Regions from separate parts of the Mus musculus genome. Here all the other regions are linked to region 2. A link is a loop called in an ENCODE intact Hi-C map of the cell type or tissue named here. Cell type or tissue: heart. All regions are shown on one strand. Each heading gives the region's core, and the rest is flanking DNA. Links, peaks and the distances in the headings are about the cores only.

Region 1 (7,733 bases), core at 1,407-6,406, 160 kb before region 2:
GATGTCCTCTACCAGCATCATGAGATAATATTTTAAATCTGAGTCTTGCTTTTTGGGTGTGTTGGGGTATCCAGGACTGGCTGAGGTGGGAGTGCTGGGTTCTGATGATGGTGAGTGGTCTTCGTTTCTGTTAGTAAGATTCTTACATTTGCCTTTTGCCATCTGGTAATCTCTGGACTTAGTTGTTATAGTTGTCTCTGGTTGGAGCTTGTTCCTCCTGTGATTCTGTTAGCCTCTGTCAGCAGACCTGGAAGTCTACCTCTCTCCTGAGTCTCAGTGGTCAGAGTACTCTCTGTAGGCAAGCTCTCCTCTTGCAGGGAATGTACACAGATATCTGGCATTCAGACCTGTCTCCTGGCTGAAGATGAAGGCCCAAAACAGGGCCTGTTCCAGAAGCTGTTGCCTCTGCCTGTCCCAGAAGCTCTGTGGCTTCTGTAGCCTGTACTCTCACCTGTGCAGACTAGTCTCTGAGGGATCCAGAACCCAAGATGGCTCCCCCACCTGCTCAGGCAGAGCCCTCCCCAAATTTTCTTTTCTAAGAAGTTTCCAAGTGCTTTGATCTTGCTCCCTCCAGTGCTGGCACGTATAGAGCCACTACCCTAAGCCAATGAACATTTCAGACAAACAGCGACTGGGTGTTCCTCCACAACTGCTTTCTAGATCCGCTCTTGCTGTATTTAAGAGAGCAGAGTAACAATCAGTTTTAGTGAAATAGCTTAAAAATCTAGAGTGAAATACCTTAAAAATCTGCCTGAGAAACTTTCATTTCCCAGAGCTTTATCCCAAATTTGCTTCCCTCTCTAGGGCTAGGTTTAATCCACTTCATTGCTAATAATTAAAGCAATAATAGAAGCGAGAAGGGGAAGAAAGAAAATATGATTTAGGTGATTTGTTGTTTGTTTGAGCTAAGATCTCACTATGCTACCTAGGTTGGTCTGGAATTAGCTACATAGCTAAGTTGCAATTGAACTCTAGATTATTCGGCCTCAACTTCTCAAGTCCTGATATCACAAGCTCTGCTCAGAAATGGACTTTGAAACTCTTTCTCTCATCCTCCATGAACAAGTCTACTCATCAAGTTCTGAGGAAAGTCTTGGGTAGCATATTCCAAGATGGAATTAGCATCTCCATGGCAGGTCAACTTCACAAGGCTGGACTGAGTTTCTTAGAATCTGATCTCTAGTGTGATTTCATATAAAAGGACTAGTTGAGGTATCCTCCTGTAACAGAAAATACACACAAGTTCTATTTGCTCAAATACCAAATTTGGTGCTGTTGCAAATGGGACTCCATAGATATACTAGAGCATCCTAATTAGATGATTTTAAATTAGGAGTTGGCCATTTAGTCCTGAATAATCAGAGGGAAGAGCATGAGAGGAAGTTAAAGCTTCCCTTAGAAAAAGAGACCAATTCCTATAAAAAACTAGATTCATCCCAGGCCTGGAAATCCCCAGCCTTCTTGTAGTCTTTACTTTCTGACGGCCTGTTCTTTGCATCTCAATGCTTGCCCAGCCAGTCCTCAGAACTGTCTAAATCAATCTATGGTGTGTCTGTGTCTTCTGTAAGTATGTGTGTATGTAGGTATGTGTTTTGTCTGGGTGTGAAAGAGACAGAGAGACAAAGGCAGAGAGAGACAGAGAGAGAGACAGAGAGAGATTGAGTAAAGCAACCAAAACTGATAGTAGTCTTAAATAATTTATTTATTTCATTGTACCAGGAAGAGAGAAAAGTTAAAAAGGGAGGAGAGGAGGGAAAGAGGAACATGCCAAACACAGAAAATATGACATGACTATATGATCTTAACTGAAACTTAGTGAAAAATTGGTAGAAGCATAGGTCATTGTATACTTTTAAAGAAAATATAAGAAGCACATGTGGTTAGATATAGAGGAACCAAAAGTGAGAAGTAGAAGAAGTACACATGTAACCCAGCATTCACAAGGCCTAGACAGTAAACTTACCAAGGGTTCAAGGTCATCTTGGGCTACACAGTGAGATTCTGTCTCACAAAGATAATCTCACATTTTACATTTATAAAATTGATTATGATTTCAGTTAAATACCAAGAATTCCACAGAATTTGACAAATAATGAAAGTTATATAAAAAACTTATCTAAGAATAGTTGTTTCTTTCTTCACTTTTTTAAACCCACAAAATTTAATTACTTTATTTGACAAGAGACAATGTCATGTTCTAACAATATTATACTATAGAATAAGGTTTTCAACCACTAAATTCTACAATAGGCATTTGTGAGATTATAACAGAGTTAACTGACAGAATTAGTGTACTTTAAACCAGTTAAATAATACAGGTAGTCCTCGAGCTTCAGATAGAGTGAAAATTACGAAACTATTCTATAATTTCAATCCTTTTTGAAACCTCAAAGTCTACCACCAGTGACACACCTTTTCCAACGAGGCAACTTTTCCTAATGTTTCCCAAACAGTTCTAGCAACTGAGGAGCAAGCATTCAAGTACGTGAACTTGTAGAGGCCACTTTCATTTACACCACCACAGAGAGTGCCTACCTCATGTGGGTAGAAGCAGGGGTGCCTACAGAAACCGGAAGAAAGCATAAAATTGAGTGGAAATGTAGCTACAGACTGTTTCGAGCCTACTGAAGGGGAGCAGGGACCCCTCCCATGTCCTCTAGAGACCAGGAAGTGCTCTTTTTTGTTTGTTTGGGGTTTTGGTTTTTATTTAAAAAAAAATGTTTTTTCAGACAATATATTTTTGTAGAAGTTAGTCCTTGATTCTTCCTCCCAACCCCATGCTCCCAGAAATATGATTGAGACTCAAAATATATTTACAAAAACCTTGGCCATATAGCTAGGCTATTCTCTAACTAGATATAACTTAAAATATCCCATTTATTCTGACCTATATTCTGTCATGTGGCTGGTCACCTGTGTTCAGTTACCATGTATCTGACCTGCTATATCTTCCCAGAGAATTCCCCTCCTGGCTCTATCTCAGAATCCTTTCTTTCTCCTGGATGTACTATCTCTATTTTCTGTCTAAATCAAAAGTATAGTAGCTTTTGAAATTGATAGGTGATGCTTTCATACAATTCACAAGATACTTTCTCTACATATTGTTATTGTGATTTCCTCCTCCAAGATCTGTCCCATTTCTCCACACACCCAATTCCACATCATAATCTAAAAACTCATACACAAGATGTGCACACATAGACACACACACAGACACCACACACACACAGATCTTCAGTCCAGATTTTTTAAATTAACTATTATTTTTATTTTAGAGTATTTTAATATGTGATTAATATAGTATTATTAAGTCAATATGGGTTATATTATAATAATATGATAAATAATATAATTTATTGAATTAATTATGTGTATGTGTTTTGCTAGCCTATATAAATGTGCACCTCAGGCATGCAATTCCAGTTAAGGCCAGAAGATGGCGCCAGATCACGTGGAGCATCTCTGGCACGTGTGGTTCTAGGATTCAAAGATCCTCTCAAAGAGCAGAAAGCACTCTATTATTAGTGTTGTTGCTGTTGTTGCTATTGAGAACAGATTCTTTTCTCATACAATAGGTCTTGATTACAATTTCTCCTCCCTCTAATCCTCCCAGCCCCTCTCCCCATCTCTACTTTCCTCTGGCTCCACTCCCTTTTTGTCTCATTAAAAAAGAACAGGCTTCTAAGAGATAACAAGCATGACAAAAAATATATATAAGATAAAACAAAAACCATCAGATTAAAGTTAGACAAGGCAAATCAACTAAAGGAAAAGAGCCTAAGATAAGGCACAAGAATCAGAGACCCACTCATTCAAACACTCCATAGTCCTATTATAACGCTAAACTGAAATCCATAATACATGCAGAGGGCGTGGTGCATGAGTCTGGGCTCTCTAGACTCTGGTTCTCAGTCACCCAAGCAGTGACGGGTATGGATTCCCTCTCATGGAATGGGCCTTAACTCAAACCAGACATTGGTTCTTCACTCCCACAAGCTTAGGGCCATCATCACTAACATATTTTGCAGGCAGGACAAAGATCTAAAGGTTTGTGGCTGGGTTGTTGTTTATGTTTCTCTTTTGACAACCTGCAGAGTAGCCTATCATACCAAAGACACTAGAATGTAGGTGTAAAGGGTCTATGTAGGCACCAGCTTGACCTCTGCATGTTCAATGAGTTGTTTGGGTGTTGTCTTCAGCATTGGGGTCTTGCTGTCTGTTGAGAGCAACCTATTGTTTCGTCAACAGCATGAACTGTTTGCAGATTTCCCTTTGGCCAACAATTCAAGTAGATGTAACATAGTCCTGGTACTGGAAGCTTCAGTAGGTGACAAGAGACTGCCAGTTGGGACTCCATCTCCCTCACTATTTGGTGACTTCATTAGAATTATCTTTATTTTTTTTAACAGTTTCCACTGTATTTGGTTTCCATCCCATCTCTTATATGCCCCTCAGATCTAGCCGTCTTTCCCCAGAAATGGACTTTAGACATTACCTATGGTACAAAACTTCTCTTATAAACCAATCACTGCCAAATAATAAAATAATGAAAAAAAGCAAAATTCCCCCAATATTACTTAGATTTTCAAAAAGAACTGCAGCCAAGTTCCTGTCATTTGAAAAGTGAAAACGACATTGCTTGGTAAAAATCACAAGAAGAAAGTTGAATTGAAAAATCCAAATTATTAAATGAACCTTTGTTTTCCTAGAGTGAAAACATCACTGTTCCTGTCTTCGGGAAAGTGGTAAGCAATGAAAACTTAACATTACATGGAAACTGGGAATGCTCACAACAATTTATTTTCCTTTGGGGGCTGCTTTTCAAGACATGCTGCTTCTAATAAAACACCCAGTGGTATTCTCTGATGAGCTATGCTGTGCTTCTCTCTTTCCTTGGTCTCTGAAGACTTGTCACTACCCTCAAATTTCTCCTAAGATGAAATCATAGACTACAAAACTTCCTTTATATGATGAAAGATCCTTGGCTCATAGCAAAAAGAAAACTTATATGTCATCTTGCAGAAATAAATACAGGGAGGGAGTGCTTTTCTATCCAGCTCAGTAGAAAACAAAAACCGTATTCAAGTTATGACCCTCGTGTAGGAATGCTCTGCTTATTGAAAGCAAGGTAGGTTGTAAGAAGGTATTAGGATATTTCTAGGTAAGTTTTAATTTTAAAATTTATATAATTGCTTTTCTTTTGATTCAATTGCTTTCTCTCAATATCTACCTATATCTGCATTAATCCTGTTTAACAAGCATTTCTGTTCTAGCCATTCAGCAGCCTTTGCCATCCCTTCTGAAAGATGAACGAGTTAACAGCAAATTTAAGGCGTGAGAGAGTAAAGGTCCAAGAATCCAGAAATTATTTTTAATGACAAAGAAATGTAAACTATGACAGGATAATTATTTTACAAATCCAGCTATGTAGTGAGTACTTAATAAGTATGAGCTAAATGGAAAGAACTTCTTAAAGAACAAAAAATTGGGCTAATTTATGCTTAAAATAATAACTATAGTTTGTGCAGAGAGAAAAGGTAAAAATGGAGGAAGGTATGGTTTTACTAATAAAGGGATATAGAAATCATGCTATCAATCAACGATAATGAGCCTGCCCCCAGGGATCTATGGAGTTGGAGGCAAGACCACACTGCATTTCTATCTTCTAAACAAATCACAGTTTTCAGATATTGTATGTTTTCTCACACACAGAGAATGTTCTCTGATCCCCTAAGAGTCTAGCAAATGTTCTTTACAATTCTCTTTGTCCCTGTACAAGAAAATTCCCCATCAAGCACCACAACCTCTTGCCCATCTCAGTTATAACATTTACTGAACTTTGTAGTCACTGTCTGTAAATTTACCTAACAGGTAAAGAGAAACAAAGTAGAATGAGTTTTTTTTTTAAGTAGAAAAAAAGGGGGACCTAGATTCATGTACCATGAACCACATTATCTTAGGTTGGTAATTCTCAACATGACAGCACAGGGAATTAGCGCAGGTGCTCTAGAGACTAGAGTTCCTAGGCTCCAATGCTGGATATTTATTTGGAGGCTGTTGTCTGGGTCCAGGCATGAGAATTGTTACACTTCTTAGTGTTTATAATCCATGGCAATGGTGTGAATCACTTTGTGGCTCTGTGACATATAAATGATCAGAAGGCTGATGAGTTTTCTGGGGGCTGGCTTTGGAAAGGAAAGAAAGTACAGATTTGGGCAGCATAATGAAGAACAAAATCTTATGCATACACTACTTTTACAATCTGCAGTCTATAAACAATAAATGCATAAAATCACCCTTCATTTGACTGTGCACAATCAGTCTATGGCCTGAGCACATTGCTTTGCCCAAAAGAAGTTTAAGGTAAAACAGAAAAATATGGCCTATAATGTTTTTCCTCTCAATAGTACTTCCCAGTTCTATGTCCATACTATTATTGCCATTCTTTCTCCATGTCCTTTGGCTTCATAATCAATAGAGATCATTTTAAAGATTCAAAAATCTGGCAACTTTAATCCTGTGTAATGTTTCAGTTTCAACAAAGGCACTGATTTTATGAGTAGGTAAGGCAATAAATACAGGAGGCAAGGGTGATGCCAGATTACTTTAGTTGTAAATGTCAATTTGGGTCAGATAACTATATGAAAAGCTAGGAGATCTTTGATAATTCTATAAGAGCAACAACAGCAACAATAAAAGAAAAGGTGAAATAATTTTGGATAAACTCAGATTCTATAATATTAGTCAGAGGACATTATAGCTATGATTTTTACAAGAAAAGAACTGTGCAGAAAATATTTATAATAAACTACTTTAATGTTTATGTTTCTATTCCATGAAGAAAGTAAGTAAGGTCCTTACAGATGTACAGTTTGCTCCAATGACAGTGTCAGCAAATTCGCAGAGTTGCAAAGTCCTACCAGGGTGTCACATAACTCCCACATCTTATCAGTGAGCTTCTAGTATAACAAAGCAGTTCAAAGCCGTATGGTCAGATAAATGCCCCCATTGCATCTCTTGTATTGCACAGGACATGTAGATTCTCCTAAGCAACCCTCATCTGGAATTGTTTGTGGCGTGCCCCAGAATGAGCTATTTTCAACATCTACTTATTATGCAGGCAAAGTCCTTTTTAAGTGAATGTCACATGGCGTTCTAATATGTTCAAAATATTGGTGATAGTGATTTTTTTTCTGGCAAGGATTTTCTTGAATTTGGTCCTTTCCTCCCTTTCTTTCTTCACACAAAGTGATATTATTTCTTCTAAAAACCATTAGTCAACCTCATGGCTTCAACAACTTAGAAAATTCATGAATATCACTTTATACCATAATACTAAATCTCCCAACATATAGGCACATAAGCAGAGATTGTAGGCTCACACTGAATGTCTGTGCTCTTGGGAAAAAAAAAAGATGGAGCTGGGCAGTACTGATGCATGCTCTTAGTTCCAGCACTTAGAAGACAGAGGCAGGTAGATCTCTGTGATTTCGAAGCCAGCATGGTATAGTTCCAGGACAGCTAGGGCTACACAGATGAAACTCTGTCTTGAAAGAGAGAGAGAGAGAGAGAGAGAGAGAGAGAGAGAGAGAGAGAGAGAGAGAGAGAGAGAAGAAGAAGAAGAAGAAGAAGGAGGAGGAGGAGGAGGAGGAGGAGGAGGAGGAGGAGGAGGAGGAGGAGGAGGAGGAGGAGGAGGAGGAGGAGGAGGAGGAGAAGGGAGGGAAGGACGGAAG
Region 2 (7,733 bases), core at 873-5,872:
CCTTCAGCCAACAACGGAGAGTAGCTCTGGCCAGGCTTCAGTTGCCCTTTTAGTTTGTCTAAATCCATGCAATGGCGCTGACCGAAAGGACAGTAGGAAAAGACAGATTAATTGTTTCCAGAGCTGGGGGCAGGGGGAGCACACCTTCCTGCAGTATCCATTCAGTGCAGTCGTGTCTATAAGAGTCCCACATCAGGAGCCAACTGTGGGCCTGGGTAGCAGAGGTTTTCCATGGAGATCTCTGGCCAGGTCTTGTGCAAGGGTTTCGGCAAAGGGAAGCTAGTGCAGGCAAGGAGATGAAGTCTCCACCATGTCTTCCAGGTCACTCGGTAACTCTGAGACACTTTGCACTAGTTGGGTCTGCCTGGGCCGACAAGAAGTCAACTATCCAGTGATAGAGAGACACACACCTCTTCTGCGGGGACTGTGGGGACCGTAATTTCAATAGGAGCCAGGGGTTAAGGAGACATGACCAAATACTTTCCATCCCATGTAGGTGGAAATCACCACCCATCCAGTCCCTGGGGTTCCAGACCTTTGTTCTACTAAGACCAGTCTGACTGTGAGCAGCTCACTGCCCCCACACAGGTTCATATGAAAGAAGACTCCATGGGATGATTTTCATACCTTTTCAGTGTATTGAAGACAAATGACCCTCTTAAGTGACCATCTTTATACATCTAGCACAGGGATTAATGGAACCATGTGAACAAATATATGCATAGTCTTTTATTAGATAATAATCAGAGAAATCAATACATATGTGCATCAGGACGTGGGAGTGTTTACACTCCGTGTCAGCATCAGCTCTTTCTGGTAAGAAACTGGCAATAAGAGCACCAGAGTGAGTCTCACTGACTAGTCCTGATAGAAGAGGAGTGGCCAGAGGTATGAGAGGTTTGGTGCTTAGGACACTGAAGATGGTGCCTGGGAAAGACAGGGAAGGATAAAAGGGAGGCTACACAAGGATGTTGACAGTAAATTCTTTCTACTATTCAGTAAAAGGGGGATAGCATCCCCATACATGAAATCTGTCATTTGGGGTGACCTAAAAGTACAGCACCTGAAGTATGACAAAGTACTATTTGCTATGTCACCAAACCTCCTTCCACATATCTTTCTTTGTTCTTTTAACTTGTCATTGTGGTCCTTCCTTGACATCTGAACAGGGTTCATTCTGATCCTTCATTTCTTACTTGACCCTTTTCCCCATCCCTGTCACACAGCCATCCGTGCAGAAGTGTGAGAAGTCAGGACAGGCAGACACAGGATCATAGCAACTATGGCCTCATCAGTCCTGGAGATGATAAAGGGGGAAGTGACCTGCCCATAAGAAGCCTAAGAAGAAGGACCAAAGTGTGGATGCTTCAGAGCTTCTTAGAAAGGGGAACAAAATACTCACAGGAGGACATATGGAGACAAAGTGTGGAACAGAAACTGAGATAAAGGCCATTCAGAAACTGCCCCACCTGGGGACCTATCCCATATACAGTCCCCAAAATCAGACTCTATTGAGTGTGCAGGAAGTGCTTTCTGATGGGAGACTGATAAGGCTGTCTCCTGAGAGACTCTGCCAGAGACTGACAAATACAGAGGCAGATGCTCAATGACAACCATTGGACAGAGAGCAGGGTCCTCAGTGTAGGAGTTGGAGAAGGGACTGAAAGAGCTGACAGGGTTTGCATCCTCATGGAGGGAACAAGAGTGTCAACGGGCCAGAACCACCAGAGCTCCTGGGAACTGGACCATCTACCAAAGAGTACACATGGAAGGAGCCATGGCTATGTCCACATATGTGGCAGATGATGGATGGCCTTGTTGGACATCAGTGGGAGGAGTAACCCTTGGGCCTGAGGATATTAGATGCATCAGTATGTGACAATGCTAGGGCAGGAAGATAGGAGTGGGGGAGGGGGAACACCTTCATAGAGGTAGGAGTAGGGGGTTTCCGAAGGGAAGACCTGGAAAGGGAAAAACATTTGAAATGTAAGTAAAGAAACTATCCAATAAAAAAAAAATCCTTAAAAAAAAAAAAGAAAAGAAAAGAAGATTGGTAGTGTGGCATTATTAGAGAAGGTATGGCATGGATGCAAGCTTTCAGGATTCAGTAGATTCTGACCACCAACAACAACATTTTCTCTCTGCCTCTGCCTCTTGTCTAGTTTGTGTCTCAAGGTGTGACTTCTCATTTCCTGCTCCAGCACCTTGTCTCCCTGCCTGGTGCCATGTGTCCTACTGTGGTGGTCATGAACTCTACTGTGAGCCCCAAATGAAACACTTTCCTTACAACTTGTCCCAGTCATGGTGTTTATCCCAGCAGTTCGGAGTAACTAAGACAGATCACATGCAGGAGCCACCACACCTGATTTTGTACAGTGCTGAGGGTCCACCATCAGACTCTATAATGATAGGCAAACACTACTCTCAGAGAAGCTCTACAGATTTCCACCTTTTATTCAGGGAATGGTGTAGCAGTAGTACTGGTCTTTAAACAAATCCTAAATCAAATGGGACCTTGTGAAACATCCTGTAGAGGGACTCCTGGAAAGGGGAAAATGAATGAATGGATCAGCTCGGCACTGTGAAGGGACAAAGTCTATTCAGTTACAGAATACATAATCTGAGGGACATCATGGAACAACTGGAGAGCCCTCTGCAGCTCACTGCTCTCTCTGCTGTGAGGGTGGTGAGGTGTTTCTGCCTGGCTCTGCACATGACTCCTCCCCATTCTGTCCCTGATGGGTGGGAAATCTTGCTTGTGTGGCAGCTCCCTGAACTGCAACTTCCTTCCTGTTCTCTTCCGGTAAGAGTCCAGCTCCAACCTCAGAGGAACACGGCAGCTTTCTGTCCCTAGCCTTGTTTTTCCTTCCCTTTAGGCCACACCTGCCACCAAGGCAAAGCCAAAACAGGAGCTCAAGTGCAGGAGAAGCCCATGGGGAAGGCTTTCTTTCCACATTCCCAGAGGGTCAGGAACTTTTTGGTTGATTGTATCATGAGTCTGAACAAGTGACATAACAAGTTTCTGTAGTTCTGAAAAAAAATGTCCCAAGTTACTGGAAGGCAAAGCTGACCTAAGGCAACTGACTCCCTCTGGTGGTAAAACCTCAGATATTGATGGGGTACCACCCCACTGGTTGGTTGTTTTTAGTTTCTTTTTCTCAGTTCCTGCCCTCACAGTCTTAACTTTCATTTCTCTACTGGCTCCCAAGAGGACCAGCACAGTTGGCTGAATCCTCAGGACTTAGACTCTTGCCTGTGTTTGCTCCTCTCCACAAATCCTGGGTCTCTTGGTTGGTATCTGAAGGTGTGAGCCAATTTTCAACTGCAGAGTTTGGAGGAATTTAGAAGAAGACACAGTCTTTGCTCTGGTGAGTTTAAGTTGAAGTTAAAAAGCAGGAAGAGGTTGGGGGGGAACTGCTGGCTTCCTGCTGAATATTATGGGGATGAGAGCCAGAGACAGGGTGGCCTTGAGGAAGACAGCTCTTATGACCTGTCTGGAAAGGTCCGTTATTTTTCCAAACAGACTCCAGTCTTTTTTCTAATCTTTAATTATGAGTTGCAGCATGAATCTTCTGCTCCAACACAGACACTGATTTCCCTCCAAAGAAGTAGTATAGCCAGAGGGGTGTTTGAAAAAAAAGGTTAAGATTTCTCTGAGTAATAGTAGATTTACCCATGATTCTAAGGGCTTATTTCCTTTGATCTTTGTCTGTGATTGGAAGTCTTGATCTCTTTGCAGCCTCCTATTAATGTACTTGTACTATAAAATAGCCTGAAGTCTGTAGGGAATTCCTAATGTCACTTTAAAATCATTACCATTGCCTACCCTTCCCCATATGCCATATGTCCTGTATCTGAATCTAGATCACCCCAGACTAGTAATTCTGGATACAACGAAAGACGACACAGTAAGATCCAGAGTCCAAGGACCTAATAAGACCAAATCTATTTAGCTAATTTGGGTGCAATTAGTGGGCTGGAGGAGCACTTGCAAGTTTCTACCAGCTCCTAATTTAATCCCAAGGAAAGAGACAGAGGATAGGGTGAAAGGAAGATTGGATGAGATAGAGAGAAACAGAAAGAAACAGAGAGACAGAGAGAGAACAGCAAAGGAGCACTCTCAAGAAGTGACAGCTTTTTAATTCCTGTATATCCCAGGCTGACCTCATGGAATTGTTCTGTGTCAGCCTCCCCAGCTCCTGGGATTACACATGAACATTAGTGCCCTAGGAGGCACAGCAAGAGCTCCTAATTGAATTTGATGACATAAAAGAATGAAAAATGTCTGCTGATAGAAAGATCTAGAGATCTTGAGAACCATGAAAGAAAAGAAAGGACTTGGAGCAGGGAATCCAGGCTTCACCCAAACTAATGTAGACTCCAGAAGACACAGGTCAGGACTTCCTGTGTCCAGGTTGGCTTGAGGGTTCTCAAGAGCCCATTCATCCCCTTTCCCTTTGCTCTGTCTTGCTTTCAATCAGTTGTGTACACCTGTTTTCTGAACATAGCAATTAACTCTCTTAACCACCATATGTTATGAGATATTAAAATGCATGTTTTAGGGTTGTCCAGTTTTTAAATGTGGAAACGTCTAGGGGATACGTGTCAAATTGCTTCAAAAAATGATACTTTGTAAATGAGAGAATTTATTTGCCAGGCCTATTTGGAAAAGGACCATTTCTTCTATGGCATCAGTTCTTTGAACTCTCTTCATTCTTTTTATACCCTTTTTTTTATTACATATTTTCCTCAATTACATTTCCAATGCTATCCCAAAAGCCCCCCATACCCTCCCCCACACTCCCCTACCCACCCATTACCATTTTTTTTTTTGGCCCTGGCGTTCCCCTGTACTGGGGAATATAAAGTTTGTGTGTCCAATGGGCCTCTTTCCAGTGATGGCCGACTAGGCCATCTTTTGATACATATGCAGCTAGAGTCAAGAGCTCCGGGGTACTGGTTAGTTCATATTGTTGTTCGACCTATAGGGTTGCAGATCCCTTTAGCTCCTTGGGTACTTTCTCTAGCTCCTCCATTGGGAGCCCTGTGATCCATCCAATAGCTGACTGTGAGCATCCACTTCTGTGTTTGCTAGGCCCCGGCATAGTCTCACAAGAGACAGCTATATCTGGGTCCTTTCAGCAAAATTTTGCTAGTGTATGCAATGGTGTCAGCGTTTGGAAGCTGATTGTGGAGTGGTTCCCTGGATATGGCAGTCTCTAGATGGTCCATCCTTTCGTCACAGCTCCAAACTTTGTTTCTGTAACTCCTTCCATGGGTGTTTTGTTCCCAATTCTAAGAAGGGGCACAGTGTCCACACTTTGGTCTTCATTCTTCTTGAGTTTCAGGCGTTTAGCAAATTGTATCTTATATCTTGTATACCCTTTTTTTATTAGATATTTTGTACATTTCAACTATTAGCCTTTTCCTCACTTCCCCTCCAAAAACCCCCATCCCATCCCCCTTTCCCTTGCTCACCAACCCACCCACTCCTACTTCCCTCTCCTGGCATTCCCATACATTGGAGCATTGACTCTTCATAGGACCAACGGCCTCTCCTCCCATTAATGCTACATATGCTGCTGGAGCCATGGGACACTCCATGTGAACTCTTTGGTTAGTGGTTTAGTCCCGGGAGCTACTGGTTGGTTCATATTTTTGTTCCTTCTATGGAGCCTCAAACCCCTTCAGATCCTTGCTTCCTTTCTCTAACTCCTCCATTAGCGACTCTGTGCTCAGTCCAATTGTTGGCTGTGAGCATCCACCTCTGTATTTTTCAGGCACTGACAGAAAGACAGCTATATCAGGCTCCTCTCAGCAAGTACTTGTTGGCATCCACAATAGTGTCTGGGTTTGGTAACTGTATATAGGCTGAATCCCCAGGTGGAACAGCAACTGGATGGACTTTCCTTAAGTCTCTGCTCCACACATTGTCTCTGTATCTCTTCCCATGGGTATTTTGTTCCCCCTTCTAAGAAGGACCAGAGTATCCACATTTTGTTCTTCCTTCTTCTTGAGTTTCATGTGGTCTGTATTTTGGGTATTCGGAGCTTCCGGGCTAATATCCACTTATCAGTGAGTGCATACCATGTGCATTCTTTTGTGATTTGGTTACCTCACTCAAGATGATATTTTCTAGTTCCATTCATTTGCCTAAGAATTTCATAAATTCATTGTTTTTAGTAGCTGAGTAGTATTCCATTGTGTAAATGTACCACATTTTCTGTATCCATTCCTCTGTTGAAGGACATCTGGGTTCTTTCCAGCTTCTGGCTATGAACATAGTGCTATGAACATAGTGGAACATGTGTTCTTATTACATGTTAGAGCATCTTCTGGGTATATGCCCAGAAGAGGTATAGCTGGGTCCTCGGGTAGTACCATGTCTAATTTTCTGAGGAACCACCAAACTGATTTCCAGAGTGGGTATACCAGTTTACAATCCCACCAGCAATGGAGGAGTGTTCCTCTTTCTCCACATCCTCACCAGCATCTGCTGTCACCTGAGGTTTTTGTTTGTTTGCTTGTTTGGGTTTTTTTTTTTTCTGGTTTTGTTTTTTTGGTTTTTTTGGTTTGTTCTTTTTTTTGTTGTTTTGTTTTGTTTTGTTTTGTTTTGTTTTGTTTTGTTTTGTTTTTCCAGACAGGGTTTCTCTCTGTAGAGCTCTGGCTGTCCTGGAACGCACTCTGTAGACCAGGCTGGCCTCGAACTCAGAAATCCTCCTGTCTCTACCTCCCAAGTGCTGGGTTTAAAGGTGTGTGCCACCACCGCCCAGCTCACCTGAATTTTTGATCTTGGCTATTTTTGATAGATGTGAGGTGGAATCTCAGAGTTGTTTTGATTTGCATTTCCTTGATGACTAAGGATACTGAACATTTATTTAGGTGCTTCTCTGTCATACAAGTTTTCTCAGTTGAGAATTCTTTGTTTATCTCTGTACCCCATTTTTAATATGGTTATTTGTTTCTCTGGAGTCTAACTTCTTGAGTACTTTGTATATATTGGATATTAGCCCTCTATGGAATGTAGAGTTGGTAAAGATCTTTTACCAATCTGTAGGTTGCCATATTGTCCTATTCAGAGTGTCCTTTGCCTTACATTTGTCCATTCTTCATCTACTGTTCAGGAAAGTTTCCCCTGTGTCCATGAGCTTGAGGCTCTTCCCCCTTTTTTTCTATTACTTTCAGTGAAACTATCATCATTCTTAAAGTAACAGTTTTAGGTGTTACAGAGTTCAACTACACAGGGAGAAGACCACAGATTAAGTTATAATGAAGTGAATTCATAAAATATTGCTAATAGCTCAGTGGCCTTAAAGGCAAATCAAAGAATTGTGACACAGGAAGAGGCTAGAGGGAGTGTATTTAAAGGTGGACACCACAATCAACTTATTTGTCTGGGATGTGTAGCTGAGAATAAATAACTCAGCAATAAAGTTCACAAAACCAGCATGAGTTTTACATTTGGGGAGGACAGCAAGGAGTGAGAGTTTTGAGGAACTTATTTTTCAGGAATTTCAAATGAGTGCCTAGCACAAAATGGAGCTTCCTTGGCCATTACATACTCCAATAACAACAGAAACAAGTGCTGTCTGAAGTCTTTTTTGATTTGAACAAACCTAGTTATTGTTTCTTAGTGTCTCTATTTTGAAAGATTAATATTGCTGGAATTAAGGGGCATTTGAGGGGTTATATGGAAACCTAGTGCAATGGAAACTTCCTAAAGTGTATGGAGG
Region 3 (7,733 bases), core at 1,407-6,406, 62 kb before region 2:
AGAGTGGTTTCCCTTTGTGATTTCTTTACTGTTTCTACTTCCATTTTTAGATCGTGGAAAATTTTGTTCAATTCTTTCACCTGATTGGATGTGTTCGTCTGTATTTCTTTAAGGGAGTTATTTATTTCCTTCTTAAAGTCCTCCATCATCATCATGAGAAGTGACTTTAGATCCATGTCTTGCTTTACTGGTGTGATGCTGTATCCAGGACTTGCTAAGGTGGGAGAGTTGGTTCTGATGATGCCAAATAACATTGGTTTCTGTTGCTTCTGTTCTTATGCTTGCCTCCTGCCATCTGATTATCTCAAGTGTTTGCTGCCTTCAATATATCTGATTGGAGCCTGACCTTCCTGTAATTCCAATTGATTCAGGACTCTTCGGAGTCCAGCTTTCTCTGTGATCCTGTGATTCCAGGATCCTAGGAACCTGAGATTTTGGGTGTGTCAGAGTTCTTGGCAGTCAAGCTTCCTCTGTTACCCTGAGATCCTCGTGTGACCAAGCTCCTGGTAACCTGGTATCCTGGAATCCTAAGATCATGAGCGTATTACAGCACCTGGAAGTGGTGTCTCCTCTGAGGACCACGGGATGTCTACTGTGTCCAAAACTAAGGTATAACAGCACCCACCAGAAGGGAACCCACACCATTGGTCAGGCAGGGCTCCTGTGTCCTTGCTTCTGCTCTCACAGGCCACTCACGATTGTTTTGGAACAGATGTTGCATTCCACTTACCAGTGATCCAAAGATCCTTTGGGGACCATGAGACCATCTGACAAGTTCGTGCCCAAGGTGGCCCGGAGCTGGCACTGACTATAAGGGCGAATCTTGTGTTACTTTTTGTTTTTCATCCCTTTAAGCCAAGATTTTTTTTTAAATATTTTTATTAGATATTTTCTTCATTTACATTTCAAATGCTATCCCCAAAGCCCTCTATATCCTTCGCCTGCCCTGCTCCCCAACCCACCCACTTCTGTTTCCTGGCCCTGGCATACTCCTGTACTGAGGCATATGATCTTCGCAAAACCAAGGACCTCTCCTCCAATTGATGGCCAACTAGGCCATCCCCTGCTACATAGGCAACTAGAAACACAGCTCTGGGGGGGGGGGGTTACTGATTAGTTCATATTGTTATTCCTTGTATAGGGTTGCAGACCCATTTAGCTCCTTGGGTACTTCTCTAGCTCCTTCATTGGGGGCCCTGTGTTTCATCCAATAGATGACTGTGAACATCCACTTCTGTATTTGCTAGGCACTGGCATAGCCTCACAAGAGAGAGCTTTATTATGGCCAGACAGATTTTGCTGACAGGACCTTGTGTTATTTCTTTAAGGGATCTTAGCTGATTACCTGTGGTCTCCTGTATTTCTTTAATGGAGTTATTTGTGTCCTTCATAAAGTTCTCTGTCATCATAATCAGATGTGATTTTAAGTCAGAGTCTTACATTCCTGGTGTGTTGAGGTGGTGTGTTGAGGTAACAAAGTCTCCTGTGGTGGGAGAACTGGATTCTGAAGATGCTAAATAGCATTGGTTTCTGTTGCTTATATTCTTGACCTTGCCTTTCACCATCTGTTTTTCTCTGGTGTTAGCTGATCTTGCTGTATCTGACTGTGTCTTGTCCCTTCTGCAAGCCAGTGTGTCAGTATTTTGGGGAGACAAGTTTTCTCTGGGAGGAATTTTGGCATGGAGAGCCATGGCACAGGATGAGCTCCAGGTGCTGATAAAAACCAGAAGAATCTTGTCACAAGCTGCTCCTCAGTACTGTATACTGAGGTCTCCAGGTGGGCCCCCCTGAGCAGAAGTGATGGTCTCATCTGTGCTCACAGGCTTGTCCAATATATGGTACATTTACACAACAGAATACTATTCATCTATTAAAATAATCAATTCATGAAATTTTCAGGCAAATGAATGGAATTTGAAAATATCATCCTGAGTGAGGTAGTTCACTCACAAAGGAACACACACAATATGTACTCACTGATAAGTGGATATTAGCCCAAAACCTAGGATACCCAAGATATAAGATACAATTTCCTAAACACATGAAACCCAAGAAAAATGAAGACTGAAGTGTGGACACTATGCCCCTCCTTAGAAGTGGGAACAAAACACCCTTGGAAGGAGTTACAGAGACAAAGTTTGGAGCTGAGATGAAAGGATGGTCCATGTAGAGACTTCCATATCCAGGGATCCACCCCATAATCAGCATCCAAATGCTGACACCATTGCATAAACTAGCAAGATTTTATCGAAAGGACCCAGATGTAGCTGTCTCTTGTGAGACTATGCCGGGGCCTAGCAAACACAGAAATGGATGCTCACAGTCAGCTAATGGATGGATCACAGGGCTCCCAATGGAGGAGCTAGAGAAAGTAGCCAAGGAGCTAAAGGGATCTGCAACCCTATAGGCGGAACAACATTATGAACTAACCAGTACCCCGGAGCTCTTGACTCTAGCTGCATATGTATCAAAAGATGGCCTAGTCGGCCATCACTGGAAAGAGAGGCCCATTGGACACGCAAACTTTATATGCCCCAGTACAGGGGAATGCCAGGGCCAAAAAGGGGGAGTGGGTGGGTAGGGGAGTGGGGGTGGGTGGGTATGGGGGACTTTTGGTATAGCATTGGAAATGTAAATGAGCTAAATACCTAATAAAAATGGAAAAAAAAAAGAAAATACTAGGGCAGGAAAATGGGAGTGGGTGGGGAGGAGCACCTTCATAAAGGCAGGGGGAGGGGGGAATGGGATAGGGGTTTCCGAAGGGAAGACCTAGAAAGGAAAAAATATTTGAAATGTAAGTAAAGAAAATATCCAATTAAAAAAATCCTTAAAAAAAAAGAAAATAAGATTAGGAGTGTGGCATTATTGGAGAAGGTATGGCATGGGTGCAAGCTTTCAGGATTCAGTAAATTCTGGCCACCAACAACAACATTCTCTCTCTGCCTCGGGTTTGTGTCTAGTTTGTATCTCAAGTTGTGACTTCTCAATTCCTGCTCCAGCACCCTGTCTCCCTGCCTGGTGTCCTATGCCCCACTGTGGTGGTCATGAACTCTACTGTGAGCCCCAAATGAAACACTTTCCTTACAACTTGTCCCAGTCATGGTATTTATCACAGCAGTAGAAGAGTAACTAAGACAGACCACATGCAGGAGCCACCACACCTGATTTTGTACAGTGCTGAAGGAACACCATTGGCCTCCATAATGATAGGCAAAGACTACTCTCAGAGAAGCCCATTCAAAGCCCTACACATTTCTACCCTCTACTCGGGGAATGGTTTAGCAGTAGTACTGGTCTTTATTACAAATCCTAAAGCAAATGGGACCTTGTAAAACATTCTGGTGGGGGACTTCTGGAAGGGAGAAATGAATGGATGGATCAGATCAACACTGTGAAAGGACAAAGTCTATTCAGCCACAGAATACATAATCTGGAGGAGACCATGGGGCAGCTGGAGAGCGCTCGACACCTCACTACTCTCTCTGCTGTGAGGGTGGTGAGGTGTTTCTACCTGTCTCTGCACATGACTCCTTCCCATCCTATCCCTGATGGTTCAAAATCTTGCTTGTGTGGCAGCTTCCCTGAACTGCAACTTCCTTCCTGTTGTCATTCTGTAAGAGTCCAGCTCCAACCTTGGAGAAACACTGCAGTTTTCTGTTCCTAGCCCTGTTTATTTTTACCTTTATGTCACACTTGCCACCAAGGCAAAGCCAGTACAGGAGCTCAGGTGCAGGAGAAGCCCACATGGGAAAGGCTCTCATTCCATATTTATACACGGTCAGGAACTTTTTTTATTGATTGTATCATGAGTCTGAACAAGTGACACAACAAGTTCCTGAAGCTCTGAAAATGTCCCAAGCTCCTGAAAGACAGAGCTGACCCAAGGCAACTGACTCCCTCTGGTGGTAAAACTCCAGTTAATGATGAGGTACCACCCCATTGGTTGGTAGTTCTTTAGTTTCTTTTTCTCAGTTCCTGCCCTCAAAGTTTTAACTTTCATTTCTCTACTGGCTCTTCAGAGGAGCAGCACAGTTGGCTGAATCATCAGGACTTAGACTCTGGCCTGTATTTGTTCCTCTCCACAAATCCTGGGTCTCTTGGTTGGTATCTGAAGGTGTGAGCCAATTTTCAACTGCAGAGTTTGAAGAAATTTAGAAGAAGGCACAGTCTTTGCTCTGGTGAGTTTAAGTTGGAGTTAAAAAGCAGGAGGGTGTTGGAGGGGAACTGCTGGCTTCCTGCTGAGTATTGTGGGATGAGAGCCAGAGACAGGGTGGCCTAAAGGAAGACAGCTCTCATAGTATGTTAGGAGATGTCCAGTTGTTGTACCAAACATATTTCAGACTTTTCTAATCTTTAATTATGATTTGCATCATGAACCTTCTGCTCCAAGACAGACTTTGGTCTCCCTAAATAGAAGAAGTACAGCCAAAGGAGTGTATGAAAGCAAAACTTTAAGATTTCTTTGAGTAATAGTGGCTTTACACATGATTCTAAGGGCTCGTTCTCTATGCTGCTGTCTCTGTGATAGGAATTCTTGATCTCTGTGTAGCTTCCTATTAATGTACTTGTACTATGAAACAGTCCAAAGTCTGTAGAGAATCCCTAATGTCACTTAAAAGTCAGTACCATAGCCTGCCCTTGTCCTTGGGTCATAAAACCTAATCTAAAGAAGAAGAAATATCCAGGAGGTGTAATTTATTGAGGTGCATTTAGTGCATTGGAGGAGCACTTGCATGTTTGTACAAGACCCTAATTTAATCCCAACGAAAGAGACAGTGGATGGGGTAAAAGGAGGATTGGACAAGAGAGGGAGAGGGGGAGGGGGAGGGGGAGAGAGAGAGAGAGGGAGAGGGAGAGGGAGGGAGGAGAGAACAACACTGGTAAAGCACTCTCCAGAAGTGCCCAACCCAGGCTGACCTCATGGAATTGCCCTGTGTCGACCTCCCCAGCAGCTGAGATTACAAGTGTACATTAACCCCAGGAGAAACAGCATGGCCTCTTAATTGAGCTTAATGACATAAAAGAATCAAAGATGTCTGCTAATAGAAAGATCTAGAGATCTTGAGAACCATGAAAGAAAAGAAGGCAGTTGGAGCAGAGAATCCAGGCTTCCCCCAAGCTAATTTAGACACCAGAAGACACAGGTCAAGCCTTCCAGTGTCCAGGTTGGTTTGAGGGCTGTAAAGAGTCCACTCATGCCGGAAGTGGTGGCTCAAACCTTCAATCCCAGCACTTGGGAGGCAGAGGCAGGTGGATTTCTGAGTTGGAGGCTACCGTGGTCTACAAAGTGAGTTCCAGGACAGCCAGGGCTATACAGAGAAACACTGTCTAAAAGAAAAAGAAAAAAAAAAAAAAAACGAACAAACTGCTTTGGCTCCCTACAGGTTGAGCACATGCTACACCCACTCCAGTGCTCTCTGGATTCTCAAATGAAAGACACACACAAACCCACTCCCAAAAAGACACACAAAAACTAGATTAATTTTCATATGCCTTGATTAGCTCAAAGGCTGGACAGTTCTATTCCTCCCCCAGCACACAAACTCCCCTCTGGTATTCTTGGCTCAACTTGTTAAATGAAGATTTCATCTCTGCTATCCCAGACCTAACTGGAGGAATAGCCCTGATGGGCACTTACAGGAATTCTTATGCTACTTGTTGGCTTTCTCTCCTGGAGGTCTTGTCTCCTCCCCCTCTCCAAGTTCCTAGAAAATCTAAGGTCCCTGTTTGATCTCTCTATCCCCAACGATTGGACTCTGGAATCTTTATTTACCAATCAAAACCAATTGGGTGCAGGGACCTGCAGCATCTTAGAAGCAAACATGGAAATTCCCACGTTATTTAGGAATCCATTAAACCAAGGCCCTATCATAAATTTCTCATAGACAGGACAAATTTTGCGTCAGAAGTTTTGTGGGTGGGTTGGTGTCCCTATCACTCCACTGGGGTTCCTGTTTGGCTACAAGAAGTAGATTCTTCAGGTTTCATATCCCCAGTGCTATGAGTCACACACAGCTAAGGCACTCACAAAGATACTAGGGCACCTACCTTCTCCCTGGTCTCTGTCTCTTCTTAGAGATGCCCCATACCTATCCACCCTGTCAGTTGCAGATTTCTTTTCATTTTCATGGTCATCTACCCATCCTCCTCTCCTCCCCACACCACATCCTGAACCCTTCAGTTTCCCTATTCATCTCTCTCCTATCCAGTTCCCTGCCTCCATCTACCTATTATGACTATTTGATTCTCCCACCTAAGTGAGAATCAAGCATCTTCCCATGTGCCTTCCTTCTTGTTTAGCTTCTTTGGGTCTGTGGAATATGGCATGGATATCCTAAATTTTATGGCTAATATCAGTGAATAGTGAGTACATACCATGCCTGTCCTTTGGGGACCAGAGTACCTCACTCAGAATGATATTCTCAAATTCCACCCATTTATCTAAAAAAATCATGATATCTTTGTTTTTCATAGCTGAGTAGCATTCCATTGTATAAATGTATCATATTTTCTTTATTCATTCTTCAGTTGTGGTTCATCTAGGTTGTTTTTGGTTTCTGGGTATCACATATAAAGCTGCTATAAATATACTCAAGCAAATGTCGCTGTGGGATGGTGGAGCATTTTTGGATATATGCCCAGAAGCAGTAGGTAGGTCTTCAGATAGAACTATTCCCAGTTTTATGAGAAACCACCAAATTGATTGCCAAAGTGGTTGTACAACTTTGTACTCCCACCAGCAATGGAGGAGTGTCCACCTTGCTCCACATTCTCACCAGCATGTGCTAACTGTTGAATTTTTTATCTTAACCATTCTGATGGGTATAAGATGAAACCTTATTTTTTTTTATTTGCATTTCTCTAATGACTAAGAATTTGAAACATTTATTAAAGTACTTCTCTGGCCATTCAAGATTCCTCTGTTGAGAACTCACTGTTTAGCTCTGGACACATTTTTTAATTGTTTCATTTAGGTTGTTAGAGTTTGCCTTCATGAATACATTATAAGTTTTGCATATGAGCCCTCTGTCAAATGTAAGGTTAATGAAGAACCTTTAACATTTTGTAGGCTGCCGTTAACTGTGTTCTTTACACGACAGAAACTTTGCCATTTCATGAGGTCCCATTTATAAATAGTTGATCATGGAGTCTAAGCCATTGGTGTTTTGTTCAGTAAATTGACTTCTGTACCAATGTGTTCAAGATTATTGTCCACTTTCTCTTCTATGAAATTTAGTGTGGTGGGTTTTATCCTGAGGTCCTTGATCCAATTGGAATTGAATTTTGTCCAGTGTGATGAATATGTATCTATTTGCATTCTTTTACATCTAGACATCATTGGGCTGCAACCATTTGTTTAAAATGACTTTTTTCCACATTTGTAGTTTCAGTTTATTTATCAAAAAATAGTGTCCAAGATACAAAAATATTGAAATTGTCCCATGTATCCTATCAGATCACCATGCACTAAGGCTGATCTTCAATAACAACATAAATAATGGAAAGCCAACATTCACGTGGAAACTGAACAACACTCTTCTCAATGATAACTTGGTCAAGGAAGGAATAAAGAAAGAAATTAAAGACTTTTTAGAGTTTAATGAAAATGAAGCCACAACGTACCCAAACCTATGGGACACAATGAAAGCATTTCTACGAGGGAAACTCATAGCTCTGAGTGCCTCCAAGAAGAAACGGGAGAGAGCACATACTAGCAGCTTGACAACACATCT

The links. Hi-C counts contacts between places; a loop is a spot of excess contacts. Peaks named below come from ENCODE experiments on the same cell type or tissue, not always from the same donor. Only the 100,000 strongest peaks of a DNase experiment are listed, where the experiment ranks them.
Region 1: a loop joins it to region 2, with 3 times the contacts of the local background. A loop is called at or near these places in 8 of 42 quality-filtered maps.
Region 3: it touches region 2 in a loop (2.6-fold over the local background); 5 of 42 quality-filtered maps call a loop at or near these places.

Annotation. Positions count from the first base shown.
Region 1 is chr7:104,599,082-104,606,814 of GRCm38, reverse strand. No RefSeq gene overlaps it. Among named protein-coding and RNA genes, the nearest start is that of Olfr655, 5.8 kb to the right of the region's middle. In heart, for the core only: a CTCF peak has its summit at 3,431 (motif pointing right); no DNase peak of the experiment used is centred there.
Region 2 is chr7:104,441,539-104,449,271 of GRCm38, reverse strand. Trim30a (tripartite motif-containing 30A) reads left to right here and starts at 3,147. Exons shown (of 8, transcript NM_001357467.1): 1 at 3,147-3,368. In heart, for the core only: a CTCF peak has its summit at 3,099 (motif pointing left); DNase peaks (open chromatin) are centred at 2,931 and 3,091.
Region 3 is chr7:104,504,116-104,511,848 of GRCm38, reverse strand. It overlaps Trim30d (tripartite motif-containing 30D), which reads left to right and starts at 4,000. Exons shown (of 8, transcript NM_199146.2): 1 at 4,000-4,178. In heart, for the core only: a CTCF peak has its summit at 3,886 (motif pointing left); no DNase peak of the experiment used is centred there.